Linked DNA regions of Mus musculus: region 2 is linked to region 1. Evidence: chromatin contacts called from ENCODE Hi-C or POLR2A ChIA-PET data. All regions are on one chromosome and are shown on one strand. The core of a region is the stretch at or near the end of the contact, and the rest is flanking DNA. Distances in the headings are between cores, read along the strand shown.

What was found. Hi-C counts contacts between places; a loop is a spot of excess contacts on that map. ChIA-PET counts read pairs that join two places held with the same protein, here RNA polymerase II (POLR2A).
Region 2: a loop to region 1 is called in a map of mouse trophoblast stem cell, with 2.0 times the contacts of the local background. The contact joins the promoter of 4930558C23Rik here to the promoter of Setdb1 in region 1. A Hi-C loop is called at or near these places in 8 of 37 maps with a recorded cell type or tissue (CH12.LX, Patski, T-helper 1 cell and 4 more). POLR2A ChIA-PET finds 5 or more read pairs at or near these places in 1 of 5 experiments (Patski).

What each region holds. Positions count from the first base shown.
Region 1 is chr3:95,352,445-95,360,048 of GRCm38, forward strand. Setdb1 (SET domain, bifurcated 1) reads right to left here and starts at 4,758. Exons shown (of 22, transcript NM_018877.3): 1 at 4,621-4,758; 2 at 3,490-3,758; 3 at 2,098-2,249. The coding sequence starts at 3,749.
Region 2 is chr3:95,399,334-95,406,937 of GRCm38, forward strand. It overlaps 4930558C23Rik (RIKEN cDNA 4930558C23 gene), which reads right to left and starts at 3,499. Exons shown (of 2, transcript NM_001384190.1): 1 at 3,373-3,499.

The sequences.
Region 1 (7,604 bases), core at 3,508-6,007:
CAGCCTGGCCTATAACAGTGTCTAAAAATACACAAACATAAAAAACCCTCTAAACAATAAAAGAGCGAGACATATGTCTAAAATAATGACTTTGGGAAAGAAGAACGAAGGCATGCTATGGCTACACAGTGAGTCTGAGGTAAATCTGGACTTCACGAGACTTTGTCTCAAAAATCACTCATCAAGAAGTTAATGGATGACCAGCTAGTACATATAAGTAAGAGGAGCAGTATGCAATTCTAAAGAAAAATGAAACCACAACATTTCCCAGAAAATGGAGGGATTGATGATCAAACACAATAAGTACAACAAACCCAAATACAGGATGAAATTTCATGTAACAGAGATAGCATCTGTCAGAATCCATATCCCTATATAGGAAATATAACAGTCGGGACAGTATATGCACATGAACTATACCAAATGACATCGTCAAAGTTGGCCTAACAAATTATGCTATAGCCTGTTGTACTGGCCTGCTGCTTGCCAGCAGACTTCTCAGTAGGTTTGGCATGAAAAAGATCTATGGAGGCTAGAGATGAAAGTCAGCCTGGTGACATCCCTTGCTATCTGGATGTAGGACATACCCAATCTACAATTGGCAATAAAGTTCTTAGAGCCCAGAAGGGAGCTGTGGATGGAGGCTTGACAATTCCTCACAGTATCAAACTGTTCTGATTAGGATTCTGAACGCAAACTCAATATAGAGCTGAGTGATGGTGGCACACACCTTTAATTCCAGTACTGGGGAGGCAGAGGGAGGAGGATCTCTTAAGTTAGAGGCCAGCCTGGTCTATAAAGCAAGTTCCAAGACAGTCAGGGCTCTCTTAACACAGAGAAACTCTGTCTTGAAAAAACAAAACACACACACACACACACACACACACACACACACACAAATCAACAATCAATCAATCAATAAATGGGAGGTGGGGTGAGGCAACTTTTGCCAGGTGGTGATGGTACACACCTTTCCCAGAGGCAGGCAGGTTGATGTGACTTTGAGGCCAGCCTGGTCTACAGAGTGAGTTCCAGGACAGCCAGGGCTGCACAGAGAAAGCATGTCTCAAAATAACAAGACAAACAAACCAACAAACAAAAAAAGCAGAAGTACTGCTCGAAGTCCAAAGCTAGCATGGGCTATACTGAGAGTTAGAAGTTAGCCAGAAACTGTGAAATCCTATTGCAAAATAAAAGCATTAGAGAGATAGCCAGCATATCGTGTTTCCCAAACAAGTCCCAAGTCCTGGAGTCTGGATCCTCAGGCCCCAAACCTGTAATCCTAGTACTCATAAGGCAGAAACCCACTCTGAGCTGGCTATCTACACATGCTAGAATTGGCAAACCCTTGGTTCAGCAAGACCCTGCTTCCATAATAAAGAGAGGAGTGATCAAGCAATAAACCTGATATAAGTCTTTGAATTCTACATATATGTACACCCACCCATATACCTCTACTCCCAAACATGGGTAGGAACACTGTGACCATTGATATCAACTTAACAGAATTTAAAATGACTTGTGAAATGGAAATCTGTGCAAGCCAATGAGGAATTATTTTGACTATGTAGAGGTGGATGGACCAGCCCACCGTGAGTGGTACCATTCCATAGACTTCATAAATACACAAATAAAGAGAGCGATTGGAGGAGCAGCAGGATGAGACACTCCCTCTGTTTCCAGATTGCAGAACAATGTGACCAGATGCTTTAGGCTTTTGCCACTGTGATTTCCCCGACCATCATGGATATGATCTGGAACTTGGAACCAGGATCAGCCCCCTTAACCTTCAAATGATTTTGTCAGATTATTTGATCACAGTAACTGAAAAAGAAACTCAGACATAGGCAAACTACACACAAACACATGGGGGAAAAGACAGAAAATAAGTATACCTTATCTGAAATGGGGAAAGGAAGCAATCAGAATACAGAAAACACTTACGATGCTAAGAATACTTACTTGTTGTCATAATAAGTCAGTCAGGTTTTTGGCATATTAAGTAATGACAATGTGATTCTTTATGTGCAACATACTTGTCTTCCAGTATTTCAGCTTCCATTCTAAGACTTTTCTGACCAAAGCTTCATCATTTACCTGAATCAATACTGAGGACATCATCATCTTCATCAGGAATCTCAATGATCTCTGTGGGCCGGGAAGCTTCATCCTCAGAGCTACTGTCATGATACTGTAGTCCCAGCTTAGAGTAGAAATCCTTCACCAAAGACTCACAGTTAGTCACTTCCCTGATATTGGAACACATGCAGAAAAGATCAAAGCCAGTGGAGACAGTGCAGTACAAGAGCATTACAATGTATATACATTTATACAATACCTAGCCTCTGAGCTCACACATGTAATCCTAGTCCTTAGCCTGAGGAACCAAGACTAGCTAGGTTTGAGGTCACTTTGGTCAATAGAGTTCATGGTCAATAGAGTTCATGGTCAATACAGTTCATGGCCAGCATGGCCTACAGAGTAAGAAACCTTTAGACAGAACAAAAACAGAACCCAGCACTCAGGAGGCAGAGGCAAGCAGATCTCTGAATTCCAGGCCAATTTGGTGTACAGAGGTAGTTCCAGGACAGCCAGAGTTACAAAGAAACGGTCTCAAAAATAAAACAAAACAAAAACAGAAACAAAAACAAAAAACAACCCCCCCCACATACAAAACACAACACAGTAACAGGAAATTATGTATATTTAAATATAGACTGTTTGCTCTACATGTTCCAAAGTACCTATTTAGAATGCTTTTCCACAGAATGTTTGTTTCCATGTAATTCTTCTATGAAACAATTTTCTAGACTTCAATTTTCCACCTGCTGTTACAAAAGTCCTAATATCTGATATTTATTATCTATGTGGCTTTGGGAACTAAGAAGACAGCTTTAAATATCAACTTCATTTTGCTGGGTGCTGTGAAACATCCCTTTAATCTCACCACTGGAGAAACAAAGGCAGATGGGTCTCTATGAGTCCAGCTCAATATGGTTTATATGGTGAGTTCTAGGGCAGCCAATTCTACGTAAAGAGACTTTGTATCAAAAATGGATGAACGAATGAAACCCCAATCAACTCAACAAGCATAAGCTAGGATCATTTCATTGCAGCTCTTAGGAGGCAAAAGTCGGCAGATCTCTGCAAGTTGCAGGCCAGCAAGATTTAGGTATTGGGATTCTGTCTCAGAAAAACAGAAAAGACAGCAACTCTACAATCTTCACTTTCTGGGGATCTTAGGAAGGAAGTTCAGTCCAGGAGGAAGAGAAGGGAATTCAAGCCTTTAACCTAACTACTGCTGATCACATAGCAGCTACCCACAGGGAAAAAGTGTTCTGTTGCAACTCTGCATTACAAACTCAGAGGAAGAGTAAGGCCCCACCTGACTGAAGTCGCCAAAGTATAAAGTGCTTAGGACAATGACAACAACAGTCACTCCAAGGAGGACACAGATGGACATTTACTTCTGCTTCCTGGAATCCCTACCTGGATGCATCATCAAACAGCCGATCAACATAAGCCACTTCAGACTCTTTCTGTAGTACCCACGTCTCCAGCTCTGCGAGCTGCTTCTTGCGCTGCTGTATGCAGTCCATCTTTTCCAGTTCCTCATCAATGTACTGACGAAGTTCCTCCATAGAGATACCCAGCTCTTCAACCACCGCCTGCTGCAGCTCAGCAATCTCTGCAGAGTCAGCTGCAGCTGGCGCTGCAGCCAAACTCATGCACCCAGGGAGGGAGGACATGCTTTGGCCCTGTGCAGGATGAACAAGAAGCGAAAACAACTCTAACCGAGGCTCACACCATTTCTGTCTCATAATCAAAAGCCTGCAAACTCTGTTCTCTCCCCTCCTCCTCCACAAGGCGATCTGGAGATTTCCCGGGGAGCCTCATCTTCTCACACAGACCCAAGCTCTGGGTAACAACTAAGAGCGGGGAGACCCTGGAGAACTCCAACACGCACCAGGGAGCTAGCTAAAACAAGGTTTCAGGAAACCGAAGAGTGCTTATCGACCAAGGAAGATACTTCTGGGAGCTACTTGTTCCTTAATTGGCTCTGTCACTACACCGAGTCTAACCGAGGCACCGGCGGCTGGAGACAGGTGAGCCGCAATGAACTAATTCCACCCGGGTTGTTTAGTCCTCCTTTTCCTCGCGGCTCTTTGCTTTCCCGTGGCAAGGTGGCTTTTAAAACCTCCTAGGGCCATGCAAGAGGGCAGCTGCACAAGGGATGGGCTTCCCGGCTGCACCAGGCCCTGGGAGTCTGCGACCAGCAAAGAAGAAAAGGGACGAAGAGAGGAAAAGTCGGACATCCCTACGTGATCAGAGCAAAAGCTTGAAGCCATGGCGACCACCCAGCAGCCACACTCGGAATAACGCGCACAGGCGCTTGGCCGCCCGGGCCACGCAGAACCGCAGCAGCCTCCAGCCTGCCGCCCTCCTGCTTTCCCGCGCCTCATCGACGCACCGCCTCACCCACGCACCGCCTCGCGCCCACCCGCAGCCGCCGCCTCAGGCCCGCCCGCCCCCGGCTCGCTCCTCTCCCGCCAAGTTCCCACACACAGCCCCAGCCTCGCACCAGCCAAGCCTCCCAGGTCCACCTCGGCCTCAGCGCACCTCAGTCCGTCCTCCCCACAACTCTGGCGCCCGACCGCAAGGGCCGCGTCTCACAACCCCGACCCCAGGTTTTACTCCAGGGCTCCGCCTTGCCAAACCCAGGCAAACTGAAGGAGAGACGGCGGGGGAGGGGAAACAGCGTGAGGAGGCAGGAGGGGGCGGGGAGCAAACCGACGGTCCGGAAGCAATAGGGAGCGTCCTTCCGGCCTCTCCGACGGTAGCCCGAAGGGACCAAATTTATTGCATAGCGCTGCGGTACAGGGGTTATGGGAATTTAAGGAGAGTATGCATGTGTGAAGTAGGGCATTTCCAGATAAGGGGCTAGTTGGACAAAGCAGGTATTTTCCGGAGTCATTTATGGAAGCTCTTCCCCTACAGGTGGCCAATATAGTTGATTATTGTTTTAATTTGAAGATTTTTTTTAGTAATAAAATTAATTTTTTAGCAAAATTAATGAGTGTTCATATAGGAAATAAGAAAAATACAAATAAACAACAACAAAAAACTCATCATTTTATCACTGAGATTGTGTAGTTTTCATCTTTCACAAGATTAAGGTTTTTTGTTTTTTGAGGTTTTTTTTTGTTTTTGTTTTGTTTTGTTTTTGTTTTGTTTTGTTTTTTTGTTTTTTTTTTTTGTTTTTTTTGTTTTTTTTTTTTGAGACAGGGTTTCTCTGTATAGCCCTGGCTGTCCTGGAACTCTCTCTGTAGCCCAGGCTGACCTCGAACTCAGAAATCTGCCTGCCTCTGCCTCCTAAGTGCTGGGATTAAAGGTGTGCACCACCACTGCCCAGCTCTCATTTCTTTCTTTGCTTCTTTCTGCCTACTCATCTTTGAATGCCATTACTTTCACAGCAGATCTGGCCAATCTCCCAGCACTGCTCACACCCCTCTAGCCTAAGAACAGCCTTACAAATAAACTGCCAAACTCAAGTACACTGTCTTCTTCCACTGTCCTCCCATAACCCTGCCTGCAAGGGTAAAGGAAGCTGAAACACAGAAATAAAGAGCAGACTCAAGAAGTGTTTTGTTGTGGTAGTTTTAACATGGGGTCGTGCTTTGTAATCTTGGATGGTCTGGCACTTGCTATGTAGACTGTGCAAAGATCTACCGGCCTCTGTTTTCTACCTGTTGGGATTAACCTGTGAGCCACCATGTCCTGCAAGGTATCTATATAAAATATATTTTTCTGTACACCTGTGTGTCTGTGTATGCATATGTGCCCATAAGTGCAAGTTGGCCTCAAAAGCCCGAAGAGAATACTGGATTCTATGGAACTGCAGTTACAGACAGTTGCCATCCAACATAGGCACTAAAATTCAAACTCAAAATAATCTGGAAAACAATAAGTGTTCTTAAATACGAAATCATTTTCCAGCCCTTGTGTGTGTTTGTGTGTGTCTTTAAGGAATCCAAAACATTTGGGCAGCCATGGCCCTCGTGTTCTTGGCAACAGAGCCCAAAAAACCGGTCCCGGAGTTTACTTACACAGCAGAGGACTTAGCCCTCATTTTCAAAGATTCCAGTCATCAGTTCAACAAAAATAAGAGACTGTGGTACACCTCTGGGGGAGAGAAAATCCTGCCACAAAGACAAGCAGAGGCTATGATCAAACAGATGCACCAGTGGACTCACCTAGGGGTAAACAAGCTTATCCAGACATTCTCCAAGACTAAGTACCATGTACCAGGGTTAAAACACCTTGTGGAGCAGGTGGTGCACAAGTGTGTGCCCTGCAAAAGTCAATGTCTACTGCACTATGGTGCATCCAGGGAAGAGGTACCCGGGAGACAGACCTGGCACCTACATGGAGGTAGACTTTACTGAGGTATGACCTGGAAAATATGTATATAAATACCTTCTGGCTTTTGTGGATACGTTCTCAAGATGGGTAGAAGCTTTTCCCTGTAAAAATGAGACTGATCAGATGGTCATTAAGGTTATTGAAGCCGGGCAATGGTGGTGCATGCCTTTAATTCCCACACTCGGGAAGCAGAGGCAGGCAGATTTCTGAGTACGAGGCCAGCCTGGTTTACAGAGTGAGTTCCAGCACAGCCAGGGCTACACAGAGAAATCCTGTATCGAACCCCCCACCCGAAGAAGGAAAAGGAGAAGAAGAAGAAGAAGAAGAAGAAGAAGAAGAAGAAGAAGAAGAAGAAGAAGAAGAAGAAGAAGAAGAAGAAGAAAATTTTCCAAGGTTCAGAGTGCCAAAAGGCCAAAAGCAATAGTGTCAGATAATGGTCCTGCCTTTGTTGCCCAGGTAAGTCAGGGCATGCCCAAATATTTAGAGGTCGAATGGAAATTATTGTGTGTACAGACCTCAAAGCTCAGGACAGGTAAAAAGGATAAATAGAACCCTAAAAGAGACCTTGACAAAAGTAACCATGGAGACTGGCACAGACTGGGTGGTGCTCCCCCCTTCATTTAGAACCAGAAATACTCTCTCTTGATTCAGTCTTACTCCTTTTGAGATCCTTTATGGGGCTCCCACACTCCGCACTGTCTTAAATGATGTGATTGAACACACATGTTGTTGTAATAATTATCTGTATGCTAGGTTAAAAGACTTGCAGGTGAGGCAGAAGGAAGTCTGGTTACAACTGGCTGCAGCAAAGATCTGGGTACCCCAAAGACATCTCACCAGTTCCAGGTCGGAGATCTGATTGATCTAAGTGCATCTGCATTGCAGCCAGACCCTCAAGCCTTGCTGGAAGGGTCCCTATCTAGACTTGCTTACTACCCCTTCTTATCCTGTTTCTGCTCTTAACCTTTGGCCCATGCATCCTTAATCGCTTGTTATTAAATTCAAGTACAAGTTTTGATGCTCAGACAACAATACCAGCAGCTGCAACAAAGTGAGACATCATTTCAGGATTGAGATATACCAGAGAAAAGGGGGGAATGTAAAATCCAAAATAAATTCAAGACCACTGTACTGGCTAGTTTTGTGTCAACTTGACACAGGCTGGAGTTATCACAGAGAAA
Region 2 (7,604 bases), core at 2,249-4,748, 46 kb after region 1:
ATTCAGACTTAGTAAAATTAGTCATTTAATAGAGTCATAATGATTTTTCTCCTTTCTTCAGTGTGACCAGCCATTCTAACTCAATCTCAGACTGGTCTAATATTCAGTCCAATGTTAGAGATTCCTATATTCTAAATTACCTAGCAAAGTTAATTCAGAGCACATCCCCCACTTCCCCTAGACCCCTAACCTCAGAAGGATTGCTGGCCTTACAGCTAGTAGAAAAAGCTATTAAAGAGCAATTGTTCACTTAATACATTAGTAAAATGGAAGGACCCCCTGACTAATGAATAGAAGGGTCCAGATCCAGTTCTAATTTGGGGTAGGGACTCAGTTTGTGTTTTTTCACGAGATGAAGATAGAGCGCAGTGGCTGCCAGATAAATTAATTTGTTAGATGAACACAGATTCTAAATCTTCTAAAGTATCACCTTGAGGACTAAAATTCCTCTTTTGCTTAAAAGTCGGCTTGAGGACTCAGGCTCCGAAAAAGCTACTCTCTGAGCCAGCTCCCCGACAGGAGGCCGGAGACTAGCCTCAGCTTTACAGTTTGCATTTAAATAAAGTACCTAGAGTTCCCCAAAAGAAGTTCTGCTTTCCTACTTTCTCACTGTCTTTCAAGATTTTGTCTTTCAAGCAGGTAAATCAACATTCTCGAGACGGACCAGTGGATGTGCATCCCCGCCCCCCTAGAGCACACAGGTGGCAGCTGTTACCCCCAGTCTCAGGACATTTCCAGCACGTGGTTTTCAGTCTGAGTTAAAAATTAGGTTTACCAAGAGGGCTAGAAAAGTAGATATTTCTATATTAATAAAGATTGGTTTTTATTTTGATAGACAGGCTTAGCCCCTTAACTGACCTCTGGATTTTCACCCTTGCTGTTACTGCAAGGTGTCCTTAGCTCAATAGGCTGTAGAAAAAACAGGGATGAGGAGGAACGACTTCCAGCTCCTATTTTAGCCACAAATCGTGGTGTTACTAACGACATAATTCTTGCTTAGGCTTTACTAATTCTGAGGTTGATAATTCTCCTTTAGGAGCTGCACAGCACTCAAAACTGTGCATACTGGTTTATGATTGTACAAATTCAGTATGGGCACCGCTTGGTGCAGAACTACTGCAAGGGAAGGTCCAGCTTGACCATTTCTAAGTTTCCTGTGAGATAAACCCGGTTTAAAAGAGGTTGGTATCATATTTTGGTTAAAAATAAAAAATATTTTCCGGCTCTACCTCGCCTCCCCAAAAGATACCGAGAGCCACATGTGTGGGTTTTACCAGTACCCACGAAAAAAATCGGGTCCATGTCCACCCAAGCCAAGGTTAAAAACCCACTCATCTACGGATGAGAAAATCATTTGATCACCTCAGTTAAGCGTTGCCTTATTTAACTTAATTAATAGGGGGGAGAGAGATTGGAGACGTACTATTGAAAGGGCAAGCCCTTCACTGCCTCCCACCCAAATAAAAAAGCCAATTGGCCTTGTACTACAAGAGCCGGTCGAACTCCTTCTCCCTGTTTCCCACCTATCATCCAAAAAAGCTGAGAAATATCAACTTAGTGTTATTATAGTGTATTTCACATTTGTTCAGTCAAACTTAGCCAAAGTTCCAACGCCCTACTTAAAATTCAACTAGAAAGTTACCTACCAAGTACTAATTAGCATTATAAAGTCAGAGCCTACAGCTCCAGGCTTTTCAGTTAGTTGTTCACTAAAATAAGAAAGGACAGTCTTTAGCCAGATAGAGTTTACCATAAGAAAAGTTAAAGAATCCCAGTAAAGCAAGTTTTTTCTTTAGCCCTAGATTCCAGGCAGAACTATTGAGCATAGATAATTTTTCCCCCCTCAGGCCAGCTTTTTCTTTTTTTTAATTTTGTTAATAAAAGGGAGGAGATGTAGTCTCCCCTCCCCCAGCCTGAAACCTGCTTGCTCGGGGTGGAGCTTCCTGCTCATTCGTTCTGCCACGCCCACTGCTGGAACCTGAGGAGCCACACACGTGCACCTTTCTACTGGACCCGAGATTATTCGGCGAAAATCGGGTCCCCTCCCCCTTCCTTCATAACTAGTGTCACAACAATAAAATTTGAGCCTTGATCAGAGTAACTGTCTTGGCTACATTCTTTTCTCTCGCCACCTAGCCCCTCTTCTCTTCCAGGTTTCCAAAATGCCTTTCCAGGCTAGAACCCAGGTTGTGGTCTGCTGGCCAAACACAACAAATAATAATAATAATAATAATGAAAACAAATAACCTTTTGGCTTTGTCCCAGAGCAGTTATGTACTATTTTTAAAAATTTATTGTATTTTTATTTGTGTGTGTCTCTCTGTATGTGTTTCTGTGCACATGTGTAGATGCCCAAGGAGACCATAAGAGGGCATTGGATTCTCTAAAACTGGAGTTACTGGTGGTTGTGAGCCACCCGAATGGATGCTGGCCCTCTAGAAGAGCAACATGTGCTCTAAACACTGAGTTAACCATAAGCTAAGGTGGGAACCTACAGGCCACTTCTGGATGGAAGCGTATTAATATCCTCACCCTATGTAAGCACTGGAAGATTTCATCCCCTCCAAAACCAAACCAAACAAAACCACAAAATGATAGAGGATGGGAAGGTAAAAGGAAGTGATAAATGATAAAACTGTGAGGCTGCAATTTATAAAGCAGAAAGAAAAATATTAGGTTGCCATTAGCTAAGCTCTTCATTTCAGAAATAGCTGATATTTGTATGATGATAACTGGTTTAGTTTGAGGTAGCCAAGGCAGGTGGATCTTTGTAAGTTTGAGGTTAGCCTGGTCTATACAGTGAGCTCTGGGACAGGCTGGAATACATAAAGAGACAGACCTTGTCTCAAATGAACAAAAACAAGCTGAGGCATAGGCGTTCAATCCCAGCACTTGGGAGGCAGAGGCAGGTGGATCTCTGTGAATTCAAGGCCAGCCTGATCTACAGAGTGAGTTCTAGGATAACTAAGGCTACACAGAGAAACTGTCTCGGAAAAAAACAAACCAAACCAAACAAGCTGGAGGTCAGAAGAGGATGCCAGATTCCCTAGAACTGTAGCTACAGATGGCATACATCCCTTTCCACCCAAAACAGGACTTCTCTATGTAGCTGTTATCCTAGAACTAACTCTACACTAGGCTGGCTTTGAACTCACAGAGATCTGCCTTCCTCTACCTCCTGAATGCTGGAACTAAAGGAATGAGCTGCCCCCTCCTGGCTGATGGCACTCACCTTTAATCCTAACACTGTGGAGACAGAGGTAGGTAGATCTTTGACTCTGAGGCCAGCCTGGTCTTCATAGTAAGTTCAGGACAGAGACACCCACCCTGTCTTAAAACAAACAAACAACAAACAAAATCAAAAATACTTACGCAAATGCTCGGGAGGTACACCATATTGTAGGACTGGAATTTAGGAGTTACCAAGAGCAAGATATTTGCAGTTGAAACCACCTCAGGGAGGTTAACTGCAATGACAGTGGGTGAGACCGAAAGAACTAGAGACAGTGGAATGTTTGCATTGTGAAGAGAGCATAGAAGGGCCATAAGCAGAGATTCTGAATCAGGAAGGGTCAGCGTCATAGAACTGAGGGAGACACCCAGAGATGGAAGCCCTGCAATATCCAGAACCCAGAACGCACAGAATCCTCTCCATCTGCTATCTCCTCACTAAGACACTGGAATCCCTGGACCCAGAGTCAAAGACCTTCTCATTTACCCACTGACTTCTCACTCAGAGCCATGAGGCTCCTGACTTTCTTCTCTCCCTAAAAGTAAAAATAAAAATACCCTTGGCTCTTATTTTCATGTGCAAAGATCTAGGTTTTATAGGAACTAACGTTTACAAATACCTCTTTAGTAAAAGGAAACATGAGTATTTAGGTACAAAATTAAATAAATATTTTTGCTGTTGCTATTTTGAGAAAGGCTATCATCACACTAGAACGTGCCCTGTAGTCCAGGTTTGCCGCGGACTTGTGGTAATATAGCTATCTCAGCCAGCTGAATTCTAAGATTGCACGTGTGAGCCACCACGCTCAGGTCCAAATACATTTTTAAGTAAAAAAAAAAAAAAAAAAAAAAGCCAATGAATTGTTGGAAGCCAGACTTGGGTGGCCATGTCTTTAATCAAGTATTCTAAAGGCAGAGGAAAGAGGATGTGAGTTTTACAATAGAAGTTCCAGGCCAGTGTGCACTACAGTGTGACAGCCTATCTCAAGATAAAACAGAATGATCTACAAAGTGAGTTCCAGGACAGCCAGGGCTATACAGAGAAACCCTGTCTGGAAAAAAAAAGAAAGAAAGAAAGAAAGAAAGAAAGAAAGAAAGAAAGAAAGAAAGAAAGAAAGGAAGGAAGGAAGGAAGGAAGGAAGGAAGGAAGGAAGGAAGGAAGAAGGAAGGAAGGAAGGAAGGAAGGAAAGAAAGAAAGAAAGAAAGAAAGAAAGAAAGAAAGAAAGAAAGAAAGAAAGAAAGAAAGAAAGAAAGAAAGAAAAGAAGAAAGAAAGAGAGAGAGAGAGAAAGAAGACTTTATGCACAGTAAAGAAACTGGGACAGGGCTGCTCTAGGGCATGGGTCAAGTTTTTATTATAGATATGAGAGCAAGGACAGCCAGAGGCACCTGGAAGAGTCTAGATTGAAGAAAGAAAGAAGTAGACTGATTATGGCCAGCAGACCAGACATGGCCAGGGTTAGCTAGGAGGGAGGGAGACTGGGAGTGATTAATGGGGAGAGCAAGACAGCAAGAGATGGAGACCAGAGGAAGGAAGGGCTAAGATGCTGCTGTAGACATTGAAACAGGTAACAGGTACTTGTGACTGGGCCATGATATGTTGATAGGTGCCACAGACAGACAGACAGAGGCAAGAAAAATTAAGCCTTTTGGCAGATGGGAACCAGTTTCACAAGTTCCTGAGGAATGCTGCCTTTTATCTGACAGAAATGCTTCTGTTATTTGGACTGCCCGAGGCCTAACAAAAACTTTTTTTTTTTTTCTTAAATCGGGGTATTGACTATATCTTTTTTCTGCCTTGAACTCACTAGGCAGTTCAGGCTGGCTTCATATTGCCAGGAATCTTATTCTAACCTCTAGAATGCTTGAATTCCAAGTGTGAGTTACCATACCAGGAAAAAGTCGTTTTTCTTGAAGGGCGTGCTGGCTCACACCTTCAGTTCAGCATCAGGAAGCAGAGGTGGGAGGGTCACCTAGAGTCTGTGGCTAGCCTGATCTATACAGTGGGAGTCAGGGAGACTTTCAAAAGAAGTCCCGCCTCAAAAATAAAGAAATATATAAAATAATTTAAAAAATAAAAAAGGTGGATTTTCTTGACAGATACAGGATTTAAAATGGCACAGTCAAAATTTGTTTTCCCAAGAGAGGATCTATTGTAGATTTATTTTTTTCTTTTTGTAGCTTACTATTTCATTTCACCCAAATAGCACTGCTCAGGAGTAGAGAAAAGAAGGTAAGGTTAATCTAATGGTTAATGTTGACCTTGGTCCTGCTGTATTTAAGATCTTATGCAAAGTCAGCCTTCAGAAAGATCGGTCACTTCTTCCTGCGTTTTCTTCCCAGATCCCTTCATCCTCCCCATCTACAGTAGCCTACCACTCCTTGGGGTGGGATGAGGGGGTGGGGGGCAGGACGGATCTAAACAAGAAAGATCCTGCTTTCTCTCCTGGGTGTAATAACCCTGAAGGGAGAGGTGATGAAGAAATAATCATGGAAACTTTGGATTAGTATTTTAAGATAGGGTTGCACTAGGTAGTCCTGGCTGATCTAGTATATTTGTGTAGCCCAGTTTGGTCCCAAACTCAAAGCAATCCTACCGTCTAGAGATAATGACAGTTTCTTAGCATGTCCTTAAATCCAAAAGAGGCCACAGCCAAGAGGATCAGCCTCCCTCAGATGAAAGTTTCTGTTTCTAAAACAAAGTTCTTAACGTCCCCTAGCGGTTCCTCACATGCTTATGAGAGCTGCGGCTAAACTCAGAACAAGGGGGGGTCCCCCAGCGAAGGCAGTGCTTACCTTTGGGACATCAGAGGCCAGGTTTGTTGTCTGTCGCTAGGTCAGTCCTCTCCTTCTGTTGGCAGCCTCTCGCTCTTTCACACTCCCTCCTAGGAAAGCAGAGAGGTTTGTTTGCTGGGTCCCTTCTGCCCTGCACCCTGAATGCAGGTTCATGAATACTTCAGCTAAAACAGAATCAAGTTTCCGACACTCCCGTGGTGAGGAGGAAATTGATCCACTAGGTCGAATCGGAGCTAGTAACTCCACCAGGGCTGGGCAGCTGGTGATCCCTATAGGCTCATATATTGTCCTCAGCTGTCAGGGAAGGACTAGGAGGTGTGGCTTTGTAGGAGGCATGCCACTGGCAGTGGGCTTTGAGTTTTCAAGAGTCCAGACCCATTGTCTCTCCCTGCCTGTGGATCAGGATTTCTCAGCTATTTCTCCAGCACCAAGCTGTCATGTCTGCCACCATGCTCCCCACCATGATGATAACGGACCAAGCCTCTGAAACTGTAAGCAAGCCCACAATTGAAAGCTTTCCTTTGTAAGAGTTGCTGTGGTCATGGTGTCACTTCATAGCAATACAACAATGACTAAGACAGCACAAGGTTAATAGTGCAGATAATACCTCCTATGTAAAACCCATGGGTAGTGGAGTAGGCAGTCAGCCTTTTGGGGTATACAATGGATCTCTGAATTGACCTCATTTAGGGATTTGTTCAGCCTAGCTTTAGTGAAAAGAACCTAGGAGATGTTGGCTGCTGGGATTTTTTTTTAAAAATATATCTTATTTATTGACTTAGAGTCAAGGTTTCACTATGTAGCTCTGGCTGGCCTGGAGTTCTCTATGTAGTCCAGTCTGACTTGGAAGTCCCTATGTAGACTAGGCTGGTCTGGAACTCACACAGAGCTACCTTCTTCTGATTCCCAAATGCTGGGATTAAAGTTGTGTGCCACCACTCTTAGCTTAAAATTTATTTAATTTTTATTCATTTTCCTTTTATTTTTTTTTGAAGCAGAGGCTAATGTTAGTTGATGGGCACAAAGTGGGAAGTCTCGACATCTTCTATAGCTTAAGAGAGCAGGGTCCTGTTGGAGTCAACCTGTAGGAAGAGGAGTCATTTTGAGGTGGAGGGGTGAAAGGTTTAAGATGAGACAAGTAGACCCAATAAGAGAGTCCCTTGAGTTTAGCAGCTGTAGGAGTCACGAGAATTACCTTGAAAGCGCCCTGCCATTTAGAGAGAGGTGAGGGCCGATTTATCTGGAGGGGAGAGAAGAACTTGGTCTCCAATGTTGACAGGCATGTGGCCTTGGTAGACGGTGGTCAGCAAAGTTCCAAAGGAGAGAATTGTGGGGAGCCGCCCTCACATTCGCCATTACAAGATGGCGCTGACATCCTGTGTTCTAAGTAGTAAACAAATAATCTGCGCATGTGCCGGGGTAGTTCTCCACTCCATGTGCTCTGCCTTCCCCGTAACGACAACTCGGCCAATGGGCTGCAGCCAATCAGGGAGCGACACGTCCTAGGCGGAGGATAATTCTCCTTAAAAGGGATGGGGTTTTGCCATTCTCGCTTTTGCTCCTGAAGTAGTAAGCAATA